Linked DNA regions of Homo sapiens: region 1 is linked to region 2. A link is an interaction called in ENCODE POLR2A ChIA-PET data of the cell type or tissue named here. Cell type or tissue: MCF 10A. All regions are shown on one strand. Links, peaks and the distances in the headings refer to the core of each region. The heading gives the core; the rest is flanking DNA.

The links. ChIA-PET counts read pairs that join two places held together with the same protein. Peaks named below come from ENCODE experiments on the same cell type or tissue, not always from the same donor. Only the 100,000 strongest peaks of a DNase experiment are listed, where the experiment ranks them.
Region 1: POLR2A ChIA-PET joins it to region 2 with 9 read pairs; 3 of 35 experiments call an interaction of 5 or more read pairs at or near these places.

What each region holds. Positions count from the first base shown.
Region 1 is chr11:27,082,295-27,093,931 of GRCh38, forward strand. BBOX1 (gamma-butyrobetaine hydroxylase 1) reads left to right here. Exons shown (of 9, transcript NM_003986.3): 5 at 10,874-11,072. All of the region lies in intron 3 of BBOX1-AS1 (BBOX1 antisense RNA 1), which reads right to left. Among named protein-coding and RNA genes, the nearest start is that of BBOX1, 47 kb to the left of the region's middle. In MCF 10A, for the core only: no CTCF peak of the experiment used is centred there; a DNase peak (open chromatin) is centred at 6,207.
Region 2 is chr11:26,941,300-26,952,936 of GRCh38, forward strand. No RefSeq gene overlaps it. Among named protein-coding and RNA genes, the nearest start is that of FIBIN, 47 kb to the right of the region's middle. RefSeq lists an enhancer at 8,500-9,000. In MCF 10A, for the core only: no CTCF peak of the experiment used is centred there; DNase peaks (open chromatin) are centred at 6,362 and 6,792.

The DNA of each region.
Region 1 (11,637 bases), core at 4,215-9,214, 140 kb after region 2:
CAGCAGAAGAAAGAAGCTGTGACAATTGGAGCTGTTTGAAACCTGTTCCACGGGGAGGTGTGTGGCACGTCATTGAAAGGGATGAAGAGGGCCTTCTGTGATCTTTTTATGGATGTCATAGAGGAGAGTCACAAGGACAGAGAGTAAAACAATTATCTATCTTTCCTGCCAACTCTAAGGAAGTCTGGGATAATAATCTTTCTTTCTGATATCCTTTGGTGCGTGTTTTCCTTCACCATACAACCCTTTTCCCATTGTCTTCAGTCAAATTGTGTGGGAATCCTAAATCTGACACATATTGTCTGATGCTGGACAAATTATCTAAGCTCCTTGTGCCTTTCTCCTCATCAATAAAATGAGAACAATGATAGAGTATCTGTTATGGGATTGTTGTGAGATTTATATAAATTAATCCATATAAAGTCCTTAGAAGGGTGCATGAAATCATAAGTGCTCAATAAACGTTAGGTTCATTGTTTTTTAAATTATTTTTCATACACTGCCATTTATGGTTTCTTTATTATTTTACGTGTAATTCTTGTTTTCTTCAGATAGATGGTCATTCCAGTCATAAGCGTGAGTATACAGACTATGTTAGTATTAGTGTTTCTTCATCATTTTGTGTTATTTTTGTTTTCTCCAGCTAGATGGTCATTCTGGTCATAGGACTGAGCATACAGAGTATGTCAGGTTACTAACAGTCCAACATGAAAATGTGTGTCTCTCCTTTCAAGCAGGTTACACTTGTTTAGAAGCCCCACTTGTACATTCTCAGCAATACTTTCAGAGTTTTATGGGGTTACCACCTAAAGATTTTATGTATTTCTTCATCTTTTAAAATAGAAAAGTGCACTCAGACACAATCTCATTTTTCAGGGGTTGCTTTGAGCCTCTAGTCATCATTAGGAAATAAACAAAGATTTGTTTTGCATATAGACCATAAAAGTTTTCTGAAAACCTTCAGTGTTGGGCTACACAAGTTGGGGAGGAAGGAAAGGAGCAATATTGGTGAAAAAATAAAGATAAGTGACATGATCCTCATAGGTCATGAAGAACTTACAATCTAGCGGAAGAGACAGAGCCTTGCCTGAGCCAGCCCTTGCCTACTTTTCCACCTTCATCTGGTACACGCCCTCTTGCCCCAGTTCTAGCCTTGGTGACTGAGTTTTTCAAGCAAGACAATTCCCATCTTCCCACTGTCCCTCCTACCTAACACTCTTCCCCCTGCTCTTTGCATGACAGTCTTCTCTCATCCTTCAGAATTTGGCATAAATAGCTTCTCTTTAGCTTGGTGTTTCTTAATCACCATGTCTAAATGAATTCCCTATCCCAATCCCAAGATTCATTTATTATTGTTATACACCCCATTTGTTACCCTCATAGCACTTGCCAAAATTTTTATTCTTATGTATTAATATTTATGTGTTTGCTTCCTTGCTTTTGCACCCTTTTTCCCCAACAAGAGAAGTGATCATATCTATCTTTATTCACAAATGTAATCTCTTTGCATAGCAAGGATTTCAACAAATGTGTTGTATGAGTGAAAGATTTCAACATAACATAATGAGGACTGGGACTGAGGTGCTGGAGGGCCAGAGAAGTCAGGCAACCAGAGCACCCTTAGCAGTTGCAGGAGATTTCCAGAAGGGCATTGCAGAGGGTGCCAGTGCCCTGCCATAGCCCCTTAGCACTTGTCACATACATGTCAGCAGCTTCTTGTTGCAAGACTGCTAATCTCCCCTCTCTGCCTGAGACAGCATGCTTGGCCAGCACACAAGAAAGGACAAAAAGACCCAGGAGTGGATGCCCAGAGGAGCAGCTCTCAACCAAAAAGGGGTAGGCATGGGTAGCCTGAGCACCTCAGTGTCTTTTCCCCAAGTAGGAAACCTCTAAGGTATATCCTACAGTGTCCCTATGAAGTCCAGTGATGCTGAACCCCTGTTGCCAAAGCAGTAACGTGTTCATTACAACACGTTCCAGAGGTTTTCTTTCCTGTCTTAATTCCCCATCTTCTATGAGTGTTTCTGGATAGACTGCCTCAATAAATTTCTTGCATTCAAATCTTCATCACAGGGTCAGCTTCAGGAAAATCTCAACATAAAAGAAGTGATCAGAATCTTGAAAGACATGTAGAATTCTTTCTACATGTTAAAAAAAAAATCTGAAGAGGGCAGGATCTCCATAGTGCACGAGAAGAAAATCAAAGCTCTGTTTTCCACTAAGCTGCCTTTCCTCTAGGACAGGTCAGACTTTGTTTTTGTCAGGGCCCCTAGAAGGTATTTACAGGAAGAGACAGTAAGAGATTGGCTGATCCCCTGCATATTCAATAAGCTATTTCAGAGCCAACAGCTCAGTTCAGTGCAGGTGGACAGAAGGTCCTAAACTCTTGAAATAACACATTGCAACCCAGCATGCTGTGCTCATGAATCTTTAACTAAAGAGCTTCTTTGTGTCTTTTCCTTTTTTGAAATACAGCTCAGGATCCAGGAATGTGATGCTTAACCCTGAAAAGGAAACCTTGTGCAAATGGTTCCTTGAAAACCAGCATGTAGCCTGTTCATAAATTTTATGATGTGTGAAGCACATGTTCAAGGAAGTATTTATTAGTAAGACCATAAGTTAAATTAGGAAGGGTGGTTCATATCTTAAATATTCCATCATTTTTCGTAATGTTTATGTACCCAGACCCAAGTGTGAAACTTAAATTTGTTTTTAATGTATTCTCCTGATAAATGATTTACTCTAGTCAAATGTATTTTCTTTTGGTTCCCTGGATAGTCATGTTTTACAGTTGGGGGAAGATAAGAAAATCCTTTTAAATTACTCTTTCAACACATACAAAGTTAAAATTTCTGTGCAGACATCATAGAATAATTTTCCTGCTGGACTTAATAAAATGTAGTATGATTTCAGGTATATTAGTACAGGCATACTTTGTTTTATTACACTTCACTTTACTGAGCTTCACAGATACTGCATTTTTTACAAATTGAAGGCTTGTAGCAACACGCAAGCAAGTCTATCAGCACATTTTTCCAACAGCATGTACTCACTTTTTGCCTCTGTGTCACATTTTGGCAATTATCTTAGTATCTCAAACTGTTTAATTATTTTCATATCTGTTATAGTGATCTGTGATCAGTGATCTTTGAGCTTACTACTGTAATTTTTCTGGGGTACCATAACCAGCACTCATATATGACAGATAATTTAATAAATGTATGTGTTCTGACCACTTTACTGTCCAGCCACATTCCCCCATCTCTCTCTCTCTCTCTCTCTCTCTCTCTCTCTCTCTCTCTGGGCCTCCCTGTTCCCTGAGAGACAACAATATTTAAGTTAGGCAAATTAATAACCCCACAATGACCTCTAAGTCTTTCAGTGAAAGGAAGAGTTGCATGTCTCTCACTTTAAATCAAGAGCTAGAAATTATTACGTTTAGTGAGAAAGGCATGAAAGCTGAGGGAGGCCAAAAGCTAGGCCTCTTGCACCAGACTGTCAGCCCAGTTGTGAAGAATGCAAAGGAAAAGTTACAGAAGGAAATTGAAAGTGCTACTCCAGTAAACACACAAATGATAAGAAAGCAAAACAGCCTTACTGCTGATGTGGAGAAAGTTTGAGGGGTCTGAATAGAAGATCAAACCAGCCACATTTCCTTAAGCCAAAGCCTAATTCAGAGCAAGGCCCTAACTCTGTTTAATTCTGTGAAGCCTGAGAGAGGTAAAGAAGCTATAGAAGAAAAGTCTGGCAGTAGCAGAGGTTGGTTCATGAGGTTTAAGGAAAGAAGTTTTCTTTATAACATGAAAGTGCAAGGTGAAGTAGCAATTGTGATGGAGAAGCTGCAGCAAGTGATCTGGAAGATCTAGCTAAGATCATTGATGAAGGTGGATACACTAAGTAGCAGATTGTCCATGTAGATAAAATGCCTAATATTGGAAAAGATGCCATCCAGGATTTTCATAGCTAAAAAAGAGAGGTCAATGCCTAGCTTCAACACTCCAAAAAACAGACTGACCCTTTTGTTAGGGACCAATACAGCTATTGACTTTAAGTTGAAACCAATGATCATTTACTATTCTGAAAATTCTAGGACCATTAAGAATTATACTGAATCTGTTCTGCCTGTGCTCTATCAATGGAAAAACAAAACCTGGATGACCATACGTCTATTTACAGCATGGCTTACTGAATATTTGTTCAATAGCTGTTGAGACTCACTGCTCAGAAAGAGAAGATGCTTTTCAAAATACTACTTTTCACTGACAATGTAACTAGTCATTCAAAAGCTCTTATTAAGATGTACAAGGAGATTGATGCTGTTTTTATGCCTGCTAACGCAACATTCATTCTGCAGCCCAGGGAGCAAGGAGTCATTTTGACTTCCAGTCTTATCATTTAAGAAACACACATTTTATAAGGTTATTGCTGCCACAGATAGTGTTTCCTCTGATGGCTGTGGGCAAAATAAATTGGAAAACTTCTGGAAAGGATTCACCATTCTAGATGCTATTATGAACGTTTTTGATTCATGGGAGGAGGTAAAAATACTAACATTAACAGGAGTTTGGAAGAAGTTGATTTCAGCCCTCATGGATGGCTTTGAGGGGTTCAAGACTTCAGCAGAGGAAGTAACTGAAGATGTGGTGGAAATAGCAAGAGAACTAGAATTAGAAGTAGAGCCTGAAGATGTAACTAAATTGCTACAATCTCATAATAAAACTTGAATGAATGAGGAGTTGATTCTTTTGAATGGGCAAAGAAAGTGGTTTCTTGAGATGGAATCTACTCCTGGTGAAGATGATGTGGACATTGTTGAAATGAAAACGAAGGATTTAGAATACTACATAAATGCTGTTTATAAAGTAGTGGCAGAGACTGAGAAGATTTACCCAAATTTTGAAAGAAGTTCCACTGTGGAAAAATGCTATCAAACAGCATCACATACTACAAAGAAATACTTTGTGAAAGAAAGAATTAATAATGGAGCAGACTTCACTGTTGTCTTAAGAAACTGCCACAGCCACCCCAGCCCTCACCAACTTCCACTCTGATCAGTCAGCAACCATCAACTTTGAGGCAAGACCCTCCACCAGCAAAAAGATTATGACTCACAGAAGACTAAGATGATCATTAGCAATTTTTAGCAATAAAGCATTTTTTAATTAAGGTATACATATTTTTCAGATGTAGTGCTGTTTCATACTTACAGACTACAGTATAATGTAAACATAAATTTTATATGCATTAGGAAACCAAAAATTCTGCATGACTCACTTTCTTTAGCTATTCACTTTGTTGTGGCAGTCTGGAACCCAACCCGCAGTAACTCCAAGGGTATGTCTATATCCCTGAAAATTAAAGCATTTTGCATTCAGGCCACTATGAAGAATTTGAAAACTGGTTAGTCACAGCAGCGTCTGTGAAAGTCATATTTAGCATAATCAAATTTAGGAGAGGCTCATATTGGTACACAGGTTCTAATGGGCTATGGCCCTTAGTCTCTGATTTCAGCAAAACTCCTAACTAGAGCACTCCAACAGAGAGCTATGGTTGAAAAAGTATACATTTTGAAGAACTGAAAAACCATTATAACCACACTGTGATGGTAAAGTCCTGTAAAATCATAATTATTTATACTACAGACTATGCTGCCTATTGTATTGACAGCTGTGCATTATCCTAGAGTCTCTTTGTGTGAATATGGTTAACTTTACACATCTAAAAGATAATATATTTTTTAAAGAATATAAATCTTTCTGTATTTTTAAAACAAAGTATATTATAGGTGAGTGTGTGTGGGTGCTATTTTATAATGGAAAAAAAAGCTCATATAGAAACAAAAATTCATCGAAACATGCTATGGAAGTATGTAGTGTGTGCCCTAATCAGATGCTTCACTTCTTGAATGAACAATGTAGTCAAAATATAAACTCAACGTTTAAAGAAAATTCATCTTGTGAAAATGATTTTTCAATCACTGTGTATTATATTTCCCTGCCACATGGTCACTGAAACTCTCTGGAAAGTGATAATGACCTTAAGTAAAACCAAAAAGGCATGGATCACTGAAATATAGTGGCACATACTAAAGAAGAGAAGCTAGCTGATTTTTCAGTGTGCAAAGCCTTGGTTCATTTCACCAAAGGTGAATAGCAATGTTGTTTCAGTGTTGTGCAATGAAACCTGCTCATAGTGCTTTTCCTGCATTTAAAATTCTGACTAGGAGCCAAGGTTTATCTTTAAACACCCATGCTTGAACAAGTTCAGACAAAATGTTCCTAATTGTAACTTGCTCTGCTTTCATTTTTATCTAGTAGATTTCCTTTATGAGGGACAGACTAAGCTATGGATATTCAGACACAGGACATAAAAATACCCATGATGATAGTACTTCAAGGCATCAAGTGTTTATTTTATATGCAGTTGTTAAAATTATAGATTTTTGAATCAGTCACTTGGATTTGACTAAGTAGTCTTATAAATCATTAGCTGCATGACTTGGAACTCTGTTCCCTTCTCTATAACACAGCAACACTGAAAACATCTGTTACATATATTTGCTGTGGAGATTAAAAGAAATAAGGTACTAGCACTGTGCCTGACCTATTCAGCAAATATTAGCTATTATTATTGATACTATGGATCTTCTATGTGCCATGTACTGTACCAAACTCCTTTCATAATATTATTACATGGTCATAAAAGATCTGCAGAGTAAGCATAACTGTCTCTATTTTATAAAAGAGTGAGACACAGAGAAGAAGCCAAGAAATGATAGCACCTGGTAAGAGGCTGGACAATGATTCAAACCCAAGTCTCTTGCCTCCATGCTCTTTTCTTCATGCATGACCTATCTAGTGCAGTACCAGTCACATACATATGGCTATTTATTTAAATTAATTAAAATTAAATAAACACTTTAGTGCCTCTGTTTCGCCAGCCAGATGTCAAATCTCAATAACCATGTGTTTCTAGTAGCTATGATATTGGACAGCACAGATATGGAATATTTCCATTATTGCAGAAAGCCCTATTGGACAGTACTATAGTCTGTACCACTATCATCTCTCTAGGCTGCTTTACTCTCAATAGGAAACAATACATTTTTCTTAAAATCTTAATAAATGCTCATATATAAATTACTTAAACAGCTGTAGTAAAGGCAACACATTTACTATAGATAATCATGTAGACAATACCTAATTCCATACAACAGTCTACATAGGAATAGAAAATACATTTTTGGACCAATTACCACAGTGCCAGAAAACTAGAATTTTCAGCTGCTATTTAGGCAAACGTTTTATTCAGTGATAAGAACAAATGGTGATGGGAAATCGAAAAATCAATATGAAAATGCCAAGTGAGTCTTTAACATCCCATCCACTTCTAATACTCCATGAGCCCCTGATTTCTAACAAGCTTAAAGCTGTTTTCAATAAATCTTTTAATGTTCTGGACATGGTCCACTTAGGTGTGAGCTTTGGAAAGAGGAAATGGTGATTTGTTATTCATGCCCTTAACACTGATGTTTTGGCCAGTAAATTTTTCTTCTCACTAAAACCCAAATGACCTTTCTAGTTAGGCAGTCAGTATGTAATTTGTATAACATTTATCATCCTCTTCCTGCCAACCTTTTTAATTGGTATCAGATATTACAATCAGAGGACTGTAAACACAATGAGCAAATGGGAGTGGCAAAGCAAACAATCACATAATCCAATATTCAAAACAAAGCCACATCTATTGCCTCTCTGAGAAGAGGCTCTTACCATATGAAATCAATCCCGTTTTCTTTTGGAAATAGTTTAAGTATGAGGGACTGCCCTGGGGAACTTCACGAACATGAAAGAGTAGCTGGGCATCAAGAAAGAACACTAGACAAGGGATCGGAAAATTGAATACCTATTGGGGGAAACTGCCCCCAATATTTCAACGTAGGTTCTTTCTATTTTCCATAAGTGTCAGCTGGCTGAGAAATAGAGAGACGGTACAAAGAGAGGAACTTTACAGCTGGGCTGCTGGGGGTGACATCGCATATCAGTAGGACCATGATGCCAGCCTGAGTCTCAGACCAGCAAGTTTTTATTAAGGGTTTCAAAAAGGGTGGGGGTGTAAGAACAGGGAGTAGGTACAAAGATCACATGCTTCAAAGGGCAAAAAGCAGAACTACTAGTAAGGGTCTAACAAAGATCACATGCTTCTGAGGGAATAGGACAAAGGGCAAAAGCAGAACTACTGGTAAGGGTTTAACAAAGATCACAAGGCAAAGGGCAAAAGCAGAACTACTGATAAGGGTCTATTTTCAGCGGTGCACGTATTGTCTGGATAAACATCTTAAACAACAGAAAACAGGGTTTGAGAGCAGAGAGCCAGTCTGACCACAAATTTACCAGGGCAGAGTTTTTCCCCACACTAGTAAGCCTGAGGGTACTTCAGGAGACCAGGGCATATCTCAGTCCTTATCTCAAACACATAAAACAGACATTCCCAGAGCAGCCGTTTATAGACCTCCCCCAGGAATGCATTCCTTTCCCAGGGTATTAATATTAATATTCCTTGCTAGGAAAAGAATTTAGCGATCTCTTCCCTACTTGCACGTCCATTTATAGGCTCTCTGCAAGAAGAAAAACATGGCTCTTTTTGCCCAACCCCGCAGGCAGTCAGACCTTATGGTTGTCTTCTGTTTTACAATCAATTTATACAGTTAACACAATTATCACAGTGGCCCTGAGGTGATGTATATCCTCAGCTTATGAAGATAGCAGGATTAAGAGATTAAAGTAAAGGCAGGCATAAGAAATTATAAAAGTATTATTTGGGAACTGATAAATGTCCATGAAATCTTCACAATTTATGTTCCTCTGCCGCAGCTTCAGCCAGTCCCTCCATTCAGGGTCCCTGACTTCCTGCAACAGACAACTTCTTGGTATCCTGAACATATCTCAACTATAGCAGTGATTATATTTTGTTTTAATTGCCACCTTCCATGTCAAATTCTCCTATAGACTGTGAACTCTTCAAAACCTACTGCATATCACCATGCCTTGTGACATGATAAAATATTAGCCTTATTGAAAAGATAAACCAACAAATGACTATTGATTGGGTAGCTCATATAATCAAGAAATACCAATAAACTGTATCAAACCATCCTTCCTCCCTCCCCCAAAATGTATAATCATCCTGAAACCTTCATGCCTCATTGTCTGTTATTGATTTAACCAACTTGCTCTGGTCTAATAAAACATGGCCCATGTGCTGACCTGTTTCTCTTTGCCAAAGTGACTTGGTTAATATTAAATTCTAAGGTTTTCTCAAATATCAGAAGCACTTGAAAAGCAATGCTTAAAGAACTGGAAAGACTGTAGTTCTTTCAGTTCTGGTTACTCCTCACAGAGAGAAAAGAGTTAAAATTAGGGATTCAGAACCAGTGGCTGGATATCACCTCAACTTTCAGAGATGATACAGTAAGTCACCGAGGCCTGTGGAATGTGTTCAGTACTAACGAATATTAGCATAGTAAAAAATAATTAATGCAGCTCTAGGGAGGCCTAATTTACACTTAGCAATTTTCGTCCTGGAAATTCTGGCTCATTATGCAAACTGCTGTGCTTAATAACCCAGAAACTTTGACAATATATGCATTTATAGCCTAATTAGGCTTTCATACATACACACACCTACTAACCTATGCCAATGTCCTTATGCAACTAGCTGGTGGAAGAGCAAGAAGTGGCTCCGTGCACCTGCATGTATCTTTTTACTACTAAAGCCACTATCTGACGCCTACAAAAATTCCTATTTCTGCAGAAACAGCTATGCTGACATCAAAGAAGCAATGGTTTCCAGTCCACAACTACTACAAGAGGCACCATTCTTCATTCTTAAACAGGGGGCTTTATTTTGTTTCTATAAAATGACACATTCCCCAGCTAGAAAAGAAGAGCATTGCTCACAATGATATTGAGATCGCAAGTTCTCATTCTGTCACTTTTTAGGAAGGCTTACCTTCCTAGGGCAATTTTCTTACCAAGGAAGGAAGAAATCAAACGGATCAGCTAGAGTCAGGCTTTTCCTGAATTCAGTTGGTAATATCTGTTTTAGTTTCCTTGGCAAATTTGCATTTCCTCTGTGTTCCACTTCCTTTGGGAGAGCCCGGTTTGCAAGCCAATTATTTTTTACATTTTTCTTTCTGTTTTCTCAATTAAGCATTTTTATGAGCATTTAATCATGAAGAATGAGAGAGCTAACGGAAAGCATTTGACCTTATCTGTGTGGCGCTCCCACTAAAAGGTCTATGCATTCCAGGAATATACCTTCATCTTTTCTTGCTGACCCCAAAGGATCACTTGATCCCAGAGGTTGCTTCTTAACAGGTGAAATAAGAGGAAAGAAGAGCTGTACCTACCATATCAAAGCTCTCCTCAACCCCCAGCTCCCAAGAGTAGACATATGCTGTTCTAATCTACCATTTTGATTTTATCATCTATTTGGAGTTGAGCAATATAACTTGGCTGTTAACACATACAGTATCTCAGAGTTATTTCTAAGCAGTGTCCATGAAGAGAAGCCCTAAGAACATACAGATCAAGAGTCATTCATCAGCTAAACAATATTCCCTTAACAAATGGGGCATATTGAATACCTGCTATGGGCCAGACACAGTTATAAGCAGGAGGCATATAACAGACTGGTGTGGTGCCAAGGAAGAAAGGCCTAGTGACTTGGGCATTTCTAATATGAATAACATTTAATAAAGTCCATTATAAATCAACAATCAACTTTAATGAACTAGCCCCTTCTCTGAGGTTATCGTCTTATGTAAAAAGAATGTAATCCCATCTGATTTCTTCATTTTATCAATTCACAGAATGCCAATACTGGGGCTCAGAGCTCCAGCTACCCACTTTGGATTTTGAAGATGTTTTAAGATATGATGAACACGCATACAAGTGGCTCTCCACCCTCAAGAAAGTAGGCATAGTAAGACTCACCGGAGCATCTGACAAACCAGGAGAAGTTTCAAAACTTGGGAAAAGGATGGGTTTCCTCTATCTCACATTTTATGGGTGAGTCACCAAATGGTTTGTATTCTGCCATCACAGATAAGGTTTGAAATAGTTCCCAACTGAGGACGACCGCCTTGATTGAAGATACAGAAATTCTCATAATGTCTTGAGTAGGAAGTCAGATAAAAAGAAGAGTCTAAAAGTAGTATTTTGCTGAGAATGATAATTTTTTAAGAGACCAAAAGCCCAAAGACACCAGGCACCAAAGACATCAGGCTAGTTATAGGTGGTGTATATAATCTGCTTGGGCTGCCATAACGAAATATCACAGATCAGATAACTTAAACAGCAGAAAATTATTTATTTGTTTTTTTACAGTTCTGGAAACTGGAAGTCTAAGATCAAGGTTCTGGCAGGGTTGGTTTCTGATGAGGCTTATGTCTTGTGGCATGCAGATGACTGCCTTCTCACTGTGTCCTCGCATAGCCTTTCTTCTGTGCATAGCACACTCCTGCTGTCTCTTCTTCTTCTGATATGGACACCAGTCCTATTAGCTTAGGGCCCAGGGCTCCATCTCCAAGCATTGGGGGTTAGGGCTTCAACATATGAATTTGGGGGGACATAA
Region 2 (11,637 bases), core at 3,287-8,286:
CTCATTACTTATGCAAATTTCTGCAGCCAGCTTGGATTTCTCCTCAGAAAATGGGATTTTCTTTTCTATCAGATTATCAGGCTGCAACTTTTCTGAACTTTTATGCTCTGTTATCTTTTTAAAACTGAATGCCTTTAACAGCACCCAAGTCACCTATTGAATGCTTTGCTGCTTAGAAATTTCTTCTGCCAGATACCCTAAATCATCTCTCTCAAGTTCAAAGTTCCACAAATCTCTAGGGGAGAGTCAAAATGCCACCAGTGTTTTTGCTAAAACATAGCAAGAGTCACCTTTGCTCCAGTTCCCAACAAGTTCCTCATCTCCATCTGAGACCACCTAAGCCTGAATTTAATTGTCCATATCGCTATCAGCATTTTGTTCAAAGCCATTCAACAAGTCTCTAGGAAGTTCCAAACTTTCCCACATTTTCCTGTCTTCTTCTGAGACCTCCAAACTGTTCCAACCTCTGCTTGTTACCCAGTTTCAAAGTCACTTCTACATTTTCTGGTATCTTTTCAGCAATGCCCCACTCTACTGATACCAATTTACTGTATTAGTCTGTTTTCATACTGCTGATAAAGACATAGCTTACACTGAGCAATTTACAAAGAAAAGAGGTTTAATGGAGAACTCACAATTCCATATGGGTGGGGAAACCTCACAATCATGGCAGAAGGCAAGGAGGAGCTAGTTACATCTTATGTGGATGGCAGCAGGCAAAGAGAGAGCTTGTGTAAGGAAACTCCTATTTTTTAAAAACCATCAGATCTCATGAAACTTATTCACTATCACAAGAACATCACGGAAAAGACCCACCCAATAATTCAATTACCTCCCACCAGGTCCCTCTCACAACACATGGAAATTACAAGATGAGATTTGGGTGGGGACATAGCTAAACCACATCAGTGTGTCTAACCTGTTAATCCCCTGGCCTGAGGTTCTTGTTTGATCTCTGCATAACTCAAACTGCTCATTTAAGAATTAGTCTTTTTCTGAGGTGGACATCTGAGGTTTTCATCAAATTCTCAAAGAAGCCCAGGACCCCAAAAAGGTTAAGAATCATTGGTATAACCAATCAATGCCAGTCAAATGAGAAAAAAAAGGGATTATTTTAACTTTTCATTCTCTTTTTCTATCCAAAGGTCTGGCTCAGATGAATTCATAGAGACACACCCTTTGGTCTCCATTTTTGGTGTGTGACACCATTTTCCATTTCCATTTTTACATTTTCGGCTTCACTCTCATGCTCCAAGTTCCAGATAATTTGGTCATGGTCTGGCTACTCTCCAAAGAGAAATACATTTTTTAAAATGCGCTGCTTGTTCATGTTTGATTATAAAGAATTATTCTCAAAAGGATTTCTGAGCTGAAACATTTCTGTTAATTGCACTGACACATCGAAGACCAGTTTTCTAGGGGTAAAGTGTGGATGAGAAATACAAGATGTCACATGAAGTAGACACATGGAAAGTTTTTTTAAAAAAATTATATCCAGATAGTCATTATTCTATGTCATTAACGTAGTCTTGGAAGGGAAGTTAGTGAAGAAAATTTGAGAACGCATTGTTTTACCAACAAGGAAGTCTAAATAGAATAGTTGCAAAATAGCTCATATGCTTTTGTTGACACGGATCATTTTTCTTTATTGCCTAGTTTTGCCTTTTTCCTTGAGAAGATATATAAAACCGAGTATGTTGCTGTGTGTAAAAGTCTTTTAATTAGGCTGCATGGTACAAAGCATGGTTCAGTGAAGGAAACACAGATGTTGGGGTAGAGAAGCACACCCAGTTTTATTGCCTATTTTAGCAACTTCTCTGTTCTGTGCCTGAAAACCCTAAGATTAATGCCAACTGTAAGAACTCAGCCTCCCAAGTGGTTTGGTGAAAGAAGACATCTCCTTCCTGAACTGACCTGAAGAAATCAGGGAGAAATCTCTCCTAGAAAACCAGGCAGGCTCAGACTCATTCCATGAACTTCAGAGCCCACTTTCATTGTCTCTATTAGGAATAAGTAATGGTGATAGAAATCAGCCAGATGAATTCAGATGCTTCATAAGATGGTACCAAAAATCTGCTGGATTTGAGGCCCCAATTCCCGAAGTTTAGATTTTAGGTAATTACTGATGCTTATTTGCTGTGGGAAGTGCTTCTTTTCTCAAATTCATTTTATGGCTGAATATTTCCAAGCAGAAAATAGGCACCAAATGTCCCCATGTGGCAATAAGTCCCTGTGTATTTTATCCAAAAAATAATGTTGAGTCATGTGTAATAAATACTCATCCTTCAATCTGCTAAGCATCCTGCAGTTCGAGAATTTTGTAATTTTAGACATCCACCCAAAAGAGGTGAGTGGGAGCCATGAAGCATATTCAGGAGGGCCCTTACCTTCACGCTCCAATATTTTCTATCCACCAATCTTAGTTCTGCCCTATGAAAGTACACACAATAAGCTTAATCCTGTGGCTACAAGGCAGGCTTTCAGATAAATTTAGACAGCTATCATGCCAGCACTAAACCCTTTCTTCCCTGAGTAAATGCCTCCAGAGCGCTGAACCAGTCCTTGCATAACATGCTTTCCAAGTCACTCACTGCTATAGACTAAATGTCTGTGTCTCCTCCAAATCCCTTTGTTGAAGCCCTAATCTTCAATGTGATAGCATTTAGAGATGGGGCCTTAGGAGATAATTAAGTTTAGGTGGACTCAGGAAGGCGTAGCCCCTGTGATGAGATTAGTGCCCTTAGAAGATGAAGAGATCAGAACTTGCTCTCTGTGTGCATGCACCATGGAAAGGCCATGTGAGAATGGGAGCCCTCACCGAAACTCTAACCATGTTGGCACCCTGATCTCAGACTTTCAGCTTCCTAAACTTTGAGAAATAAGTCTTTTGGTTTAAGCCATCCAGTCTGAAGTATTTGTTATTGTAGCCTAAGCTGACCAAGATACCAACCTTGTCCCTCTTCTCTGAATGTACTCCAGGTTATTCCTATTTCTCCAGAGCTAATATCAGCTAGAACTAAATATAACATGCTATCAATCCAGGGGACTGCCCCACCCCATATCCTTGAGGTTATGATTCTGCTTATGTGGCTTAAGCTTATATTCTGCCATATTTGAATAAACCTTCCTCTCTTTCCTTGGTACTCTCATTTTAAAAGATTATCTTTCCATGAGTATGGATGAGAGTTGACAGCTATCTAGTTACTAAATGTTGAGTATAAAGTATAACCTATAATAACATATATAATATATAATTTATTATATAAATTTATGAGAGCTATGTAACATAAATATTATAACATATATAATATAATGAAGAGAAGTAAGGTGCTTCCCTGCCTGAGAGACTTAGAGGCTAGTCTGAGACACAAAGTAAAAGCATCTAATTATCCTCCAAGTCAGCTATTTCCAAAGTCAGAGGAATAAGGCAGCTCATAGAGGGAAGATTCTATAATATGCTAAGGTAAGCAGGGATCGTTCTAGAGAGAACATGGCACTTGGCAATAGAATTGCTAGCTAGAGAGAAGCCTAACAATTCATTCATTCCACAAATATTTATTTTTACCTTATTACATTCCAGGAACTAAAAGGGAAAATCAATTTAATTAGGACTCAGAGAATGTCCTCATGTAACCTATTTTCTAGAAGCATCAAGGATTCCCCAAGTGCTCATACGCTTTTCTAAACAGGCCTTCTGGAAAGCAGATGAGAGTGCCAAAATCAGTTAACACTTCCTTTGCAGTAGTCCACTGAGAAGAAAAAAGACACATGAGAACTTTGCATCCACATCTGTCCCCAATTATGACTGATTTTCACTCTGCTCAGATGCATTTAATGTGGATACCCTTGTTGGCTTATGTGACTGAGTCATTGGCATTAGACCTGAAAAAAATAAAAGACACTGGTCACTCACAGGATGGTGATTATGCCTGGGCTCATCATGAAAGAACCCACCCATTGCAGGGATCTGTGCATGGTCTCCTCCTCATGGTCACCCTCAGAGACTAGAAACTAAGTCCAAATATAGAAAAAGTCCACCATGGATCTATTAGAATATAACAGAACTGAGAGAGATTTCAGAAAATATCTAGTGCCAAAAAGAGCAGTAGCTTTCTTTTGTTTTAATCTCATGTACATTCTTGGCATTGAAAGTACTCCAAAGAACAGAAGTGGCTTCTTGTAGCATCGTGTTGAGATGAAGTCTGACCCTGCAGATGGATTCAGTGGAATGTTTAGTAATTGATTAGCTATGACTGCCTTTGGCATAGAAGGAATAAGTTGGGAAAATAGTGCCACATATTTGCAATTTCGTTTAATGCCCTCATTATACAAATGGAAAAACTAGGACCAGAGAGACAATACCTTCCCCGAGGTCACACAGCTGGTGCAACATATTACCAACACTGGGATCAATAGGTCCTTCTGCCTTCCTACATATCTTCCTTTTTAATTTCAACCTTTGCTTCAGAAAAATTAATCCTAGACCCTAAGTCAGATGATCTTGAATTTGGTCCTGGCTTTGGTAACTAAAAAGATGAGCAACCTATTAGAATTTCTTACAGTAGTAAGTCCTAGAAGAGACCACAAGGATAGCCCAATCAATGCACTCATTCTGTAGGTGAGAAAATGGGTCCAGAGAGGTTTCCATGAATTAGTAGAAAAGCTAGGATTAGAACATATTTCCAAAGTCTTGTCCCTGATACTCCTTCACAGTGTCCTTTCTTATTTGTAAAATCTATTTATTAAATAAGAGTTCATTGGGTACCTGGTATGTGACATGCATTGGGCCATTGTCAGGGGGGATATAAGGGTAAGCTCGTGGTTTAGTAGGGGAACTGGTTGTTCAAATACTTTTCTTACAGTTTGATGAGTGCCAAAAAAAGGTTTGTGTAAAGGTGTAAAGTGTCACATAAAGAGAGGGAAGGAGCACTGAACTCTTCCTGAGTCATGACAACATTCACAAATAGGGTGAATGTTTTGTTGAGTCTTAAAGTATAAATAGGAGTTTCATAAGAATACAGAGTGGGCCAGGGCATTCCAGATAAATAGTACCACATGAGAAAAGGCACAGAAATATGAAGAGGCATGACATAGCTTAACAACCACGAGTCATCTGGAAACTAAAGAAAGGTACAAAAGATCTTGTGCATGACACTAAATGATTCAGACTTGACCTAGGAAAGCAGTGATGAGTCATTAGCATAGCAGAAAAAAGAGAGGGGCAGGATCAATTCCTTGCTTTGGAAAGATAATGATAATATTGTGAACAGAAGAATCAGAAGCTTAGGAGACCAGCTAGGAAAAAATTGCTGGGGACTATATGAGAGAAAATGGCAGCCTCCGTAAAGCTAGTAATGCTGTAGGAATGTGTAGAGAACTGACTCAAAGACCATTGCAGAGTTATAATCAATGGCCTTGATTTATGTTGGATACAAGAGCTAAGGGAGAGAAAATAACCAATAAATGAAAATAATGCATTATGTTTATCTTATAGGATATTACAAATGAAATAAGGTTGTGGATAAGAAAGTACTTGGGGACAAAAACAACAATACGCAAAGCTCTTTAATATGTAAGGCATTTTTATTATCACAAGATCTTATTATCAAATACTATGTTGGTTTGCTCTTTGGCACAAAGACATGGGTCAAATGCATTTTGAACAAAGAAACATGGCAAAAGGAAAAGTGCAATGTATGGCGTTGGATTTATCCATTTGCTCCTCCAATAGTCATTGGCAACATTATGGATTAGGCTTTGCAAAGTGGGAGAAACAGAGAGATGAACCAACCACACTCTCTGCGGAAGCATCAAAGGTTATTGTTTACATTTGCTTTAAGAAACTTACCTATTTCAGTAAAGAAGCACCCTCTCAGAGTTTCTCCAACCAAATTATATAATAGATCTTTGAAGAGAACTACCTTAGGTGAATGGCAGAAGATGTTTAAATGTGTGAATCTGGTTTAGCTGCTCCACCAATAAGCTGCCAAATTGAGCTTTTTGGTAATTATCAAAACATCTGTAATAGGATTAGTGTGTCAGAAACAGCTGCTGCTTTCTTGGTAGGAGAAGGAGGTGGGGAATTGGGACATGGACTTCACTTTAGCCCAGATGTTTCTCATTTGGAGAAAGGATAAAGGATAGACACTGAGTCAGTGAGAAGGCATCAAGACAAAAGTGAAAAAGGACATGATTTCAAATTGCACTGGCCCTAAGTTGACTCAAGTGCATACCATGGGCATGTGGTGAGCAAAGCTTCCCTGCTCTCCACAGTCCTGGGAGCTAGACTTGTTTGCCAAAAAATGTCCTAGTAAAAATATTTATATGAAAACAACACAAAGGCAGTGTTAAGAGCACTGCTGACCCCTTACAGTTTGACCTCATCTTTCCACCGCAATAAGAACTTGGAAAATCTCCCTCTCTATGTGAATGATGCAAGACTTGGTTACACTAGGTGGTTGAGCACTTCCTTCTGGCTATGAGCCTTCAAAGACGGGGAGGAGCATGTGGGAAGCTCCAGTGAATTACAGGAATACTTCCATGAAAGAGGCTGCTTCTGCTGAGAAAGGTTGTACAAGTTACTACAAAATTCAGACTCTAGCTCTCTACTTGTAGAGTAACCTGGTTGAATCCAACCATGTATTCAAGTAATCAATGGACAAATATTTATTGAGCACATACAATGTATAAGGCAATGTGCCAAATTCAAGGACAGCATGGAACGGGACAGACAAATTTCCTGCCCTTATTTGTCCTCATAGTCCAGGGAAAATATGATTGCTCAAGTAAGAATTTAAATTGCAATTGTCATAAATATTGCAAAAGACAGCTGACCAATGAATTTAGTCATGTCATAGTTTTTATAGCTTTAGGCTGTTCTGCATGTGTGCAAAGTGTTGGTCATTATGTTGCAGAATCCAGTAAAACCAGAATCTACTAAAAATGAGCCTTCAACTTCCATTTTTTAAATTAGAACATTATCTTAGGCCCTCCCGCTTTGGTACTACCTGTGACAATTTTCTGCCTTCCCTTCATCCAATATCTACTCAACTTCTGACTCATTAGTTCCCATTCTGTGTGCTTTTGTTTTTACTGATGAGAATTCTGTTTTTGCATCCATCATGCACAATGAAACACCCTTCTAGGAGAAGATTAGACAAGGATGACTTCACTTAACTAATGGTCAGTCCCAGGACAGAGCTAGACTCAGAGGGTGCCTTTAGGGATAGGGCTGAGCAAAGCCTTTGGCCAATTATGAAGGCAAGCCTTCTCTTTGATGACCCACACTTCCTCAGTAGGCACTATTTCTTCCTGTTCCTTTTTTTCTTTCTTTCTTCGCTTAAAACAACCTTTTTCCTTATCTCTAGCTTTCAAAATCATATTAGTTCTTCAAATACCACCTTAATTGTCACCCTTTCTATGGGATTTTCCTGCTTCCCACATGCCTGATAGGCAGCTCCTTTAAACTCCCTTAGTACTTTGTAGTTCTGTTGGGATATCAGAGCCTGTCTTATTTTATTTTGCTGATATTTTATTTTGCTTCTAACTAAAATGAAACTATCTCATTCATCTCTGTATTCTATGCAGCCAGTGGTACAAAACTTTACATACAGTATGTACTTAATTAGAATACTTTAATATAGATCTTCAAGTTAAAGTAAGCTTATTTTTGAATCTTGACACTGCCTTTTACAAGGAGACAATTCACTTATCTCTGGACCTGCTTATTCATCTCATCAAAAAGTAGAATAACAACAGTGACTTTATAGGGTTGCTAGGAGCAGCAAATGATGTGTCATATGGAAATCCCTAGCCTAGAATATGGTTCATTGGGGAATTCTATAAGTGTTTGTTACCTTTTCTTCTCAATATCATTTATTGAATTAAAAATGAATTGAAACTAAGGAAACTGAATTTGAAAGATATTGAATAACCCACATTTTCCCAAAATTCTACTTCACTTTTTTTTTTGTAATTCCGTTGTTTAGAGCAAGTGTCTGTAGTCAAAACCTATGGGCCAAATCTGGTCAAACACTTGTTTTTGCAAATGAAGTTTACTGAAACTCACTGTGCACATTCATTTACATATTTGCTATGACTTCTTTCACAATACACCTGTAAAGTTCAATAGCTGCAACAGAGATCTTATGGCCATGGCTGGCAATGCCTAAAATACTTAATCCCCTAATCCCTAGCCTTTTGCAAGAAAAGTTTGCCAACCCATGGTTTCTAGTTAAGTTGGGGCTCTTTTTTCAGAAAACTTCTATGAATATTCAAATATAGTATCTCCAATAGGTGATGTGTCAAGTCACTTGCACTTGTTGTCATATTACCTTAGATCAAATTACCAGATGAGATCTGAAAGCAAATAGTAAGAATTAAGGGAGAAACTCTGGCAGTGGCAATAAAAGAAGGGAAGTACTGGGCCAAAGATGTTGACTCACAAAATAGAGAAATAAGCTTTGTTTTGTGAGTAGGGGAGTGAAGAGCTGATAATCAGCCATGAAAGCAATGGTTGGTGAACCCAAAGAAATGAAATCTGAGTAAGAGGAAGAGCAGTGGCAATAGTAATACTAGTTACCCATCTTTACCAGAATTCCCAAGAACACAGAGATTGAGACAAAGGCTATATGCTAACGCCCCCCAAATTATTGAGACTGAAATCCCTGAAAACAGAAGTAAAATAAAGGGAGGAATGAGTCATGGAAAGGCTCAATAGCATGCTCATAGCAAGCACTGCTGAATGCTCAGTCCCACAGGGCATCTTGAGAGAACTGCCTGAAACTACTGCACTCTAGAGCTGTCAGGGAGCAAAAAGAAAGCCCAGCTCTGAGCTCCTGTTACTCAAAGTGTTCACAGGATATTGAGTCCACCTCATCTCAGAATTGCACCTTTCCACCTGGGGAAGCCAGAACCTGAGGCAGCAGCAGTGACATCCACGGCACAAGTCACGGCATGAGGGGTGAGCCCATAGGTGCCCGTGAGCCTCATCTGCAGCCTGCAACTGGCAGTCTTGCTGGCCTGGCTGAGTAAACCAAGGCACCAATGTGGGCACCTCTCAAGGTCTGTTGAGCCTCAGGGGCAACAGGGAAGCACTGGCATGGGAAGTACAAAGTGAGGCAAGCCACCGCCAGGTCATGAAAGCCAGCGACACAAGGCAGCAAGAAACTTCCTCACAGTGGGGCTGTTTGGCCAAGTAATAGAGTACCAAAAAGACACAGCCCCCACCATGGAGAGCTGCCATGTGGATTAATCGAAATCCAAACATCCCTTCTGTGGCCTGCAGGAAAACATTTGACATTGGGCAATCTTCATTGAGAGTCATCAGCCACATAGACAAACACTCACAGAATCTGCAGAGGCTCTTAAACTAAGGCCAGCACATTACAGCGACTGCTATTGAGCACCTTATTGAGCACCTGCTATAGCTAGGCTATCTTCAGACGTCTATATATTTTTAATCCTCAGGATACCACCATGAGGGCGAAACACTAGTCTGCACTTTACATATGAGTAAACCCAGGCCCAGAGTAGTTAAGTAACTTGTTCAGATACTTTCACTTATTTGGGGCATGTGGAAAAGAGACCAAATCCCTCCTAGGTGGCCCCAGGGAACAGAACTGAGGCCAATGAGTAGAAATTACTAGAAACCAGTACTGAGAATAGGAACTTTCTAAGAGTCTGAGCCAGTTTTCCAACAATCAGGAGAGAAAGTAAGGTGCCCACGGATGGCACTAATGAGTACATTGTGGATTTCTCTGGGAGAAAAGCAGGATTCTTTGCTCTGGTGAAGATTGAACTAGATGAAGCCAGAAGTTTTCCAGAATCAATACCAACACACTTTTACTGATGTCATTTTAACATCAATGCAGGAGAAGAAAAGATACTTATAAAATAATGGAAATATCCACCAGTATTCAGCTTTTAATATGTACCAAGCACTTGGCAAATAGCCAGATATATATATATATATATATATATAAAATTTAGTCTTCATAACAACTATGAGTTAATTATTATCATTATTGTCAATTCACAAAAGAGAAAACTGAGACCGGCAGAGGTAAATCACAGAACCTTGCCCAAGGTTCCCAGCTAGTAAATGTCAATAATTGACTGCCTGCTAAAGCCAGTGCTCTGCTCTGCTGCCTCAAATATTCTGCATTTGCCTGTTGTTCTGAACTCAAAATTTTGGAGCCTGAGCACCTGTGAAAGAAAAGCCACATGTAAAGACACTAGATGGGTCATTTTGGTAGATAAAGTTGTGTTTTAAACAGCTTTTACTTTTTTTCTGTCCACGTTCTCTGAAAATCCTTTCCTCATGAATCCTTTATTTTTCCATTACATTTAAACACCTCCCAGACTGTTTGCTGCCATTTAAAATGTTTTGAAAAGCATTTTTGCAGGTTTCTTCCAATGAAAAACTAACAAAGTCATCAAAAGACAGACTGTTTTTTTTCCCCGCCTCAGAGTAAAAATCACATTGGGGAACAACAAGGAAATTAAAATAAGAAAAAATAGCACTGGGAGCAAGACATTAGTATGACAAAGGGCTCATGACTGGTAATAATTTTAGGTGATACAGGCATAGTCAAGTCTGCAGAAAATAAAAATAAAAAAGGAGAAAAACTTCAGCATTCTGAAGCCTCTGGCACCAAAAAGCCAGTGACAAGATAGCCCAAAACTGCATCCATGGAAAATCACAGCTGCAGCAAACCGCAGGCTGATGGCTAAAAGCTACCGCTGCATTGTTTCCAATCTCCGCCTGAGACAGCACACATTTATCAGTGGTCTGTAATGCCTCGCAGCAAAAAATCTTTAACTGCTTAAACTATATTTTAATTTTGAAAAGACACATCTTGCTGCAATTTACTTTTTTTATTTTTCCACCCTAACAGAAATGTTTCGCCTTGAGTTATAATCTAACACTTTCCTCTTTTTGGGGTTGAGACTGTAGGCTCTGGAATCAGACTGCTCTGGTTTTTAATGTTGGTTCAAATACCTAATTTAGAGATGTGACCCTTAGATAAGTTACTTCACCATGCTAAATCTCCATTTCCTCATCTGTAAATAGAGATGATAGTAGCTCATTCCTTATACAGCTGTTACTTGGAGTAAATGAAATAATGTATGCTAAGTGCTTGAAACAGATCCCAGCACTTAGTACATTTTTTTAAAAAAATTAGCAGTGACTATCATTTTTCGTCCCCTTCTGTCCATGTGAAAGAAAGAGGTTATTTTTCTAAGGAAGTCAAAATCTGAGGATAGACCACGTATCAAACTGTTGAGGGCCAAACTTGTAAATAAAGTTACATAAGTTTCAGAAAAAGTTAATTTTCCACCCCACCTTCCTGTGCCCATCATCTCTTCCAACTTGTCCTTTTAAGATACTCAAAATTTCCATGTGCCTCAGATTCCAGTCCAAGATACATGCCCTCTGGGTGGGATACTCCCATGAATGTTTTCTCCAGAGACAGCTCAACTTCTACCTCTTGCTCTGCCTTCCACGATAAAGACCCTTCCTTGACCTGCAACTGTAATTCCTCTTTCTGTAAAAGGTTCTCATTCTCAAGATAATACAGGAATTATGAGAAGATTCAATGAGATGATACATGTAAAGTTCTTAGAGTAGTTGCT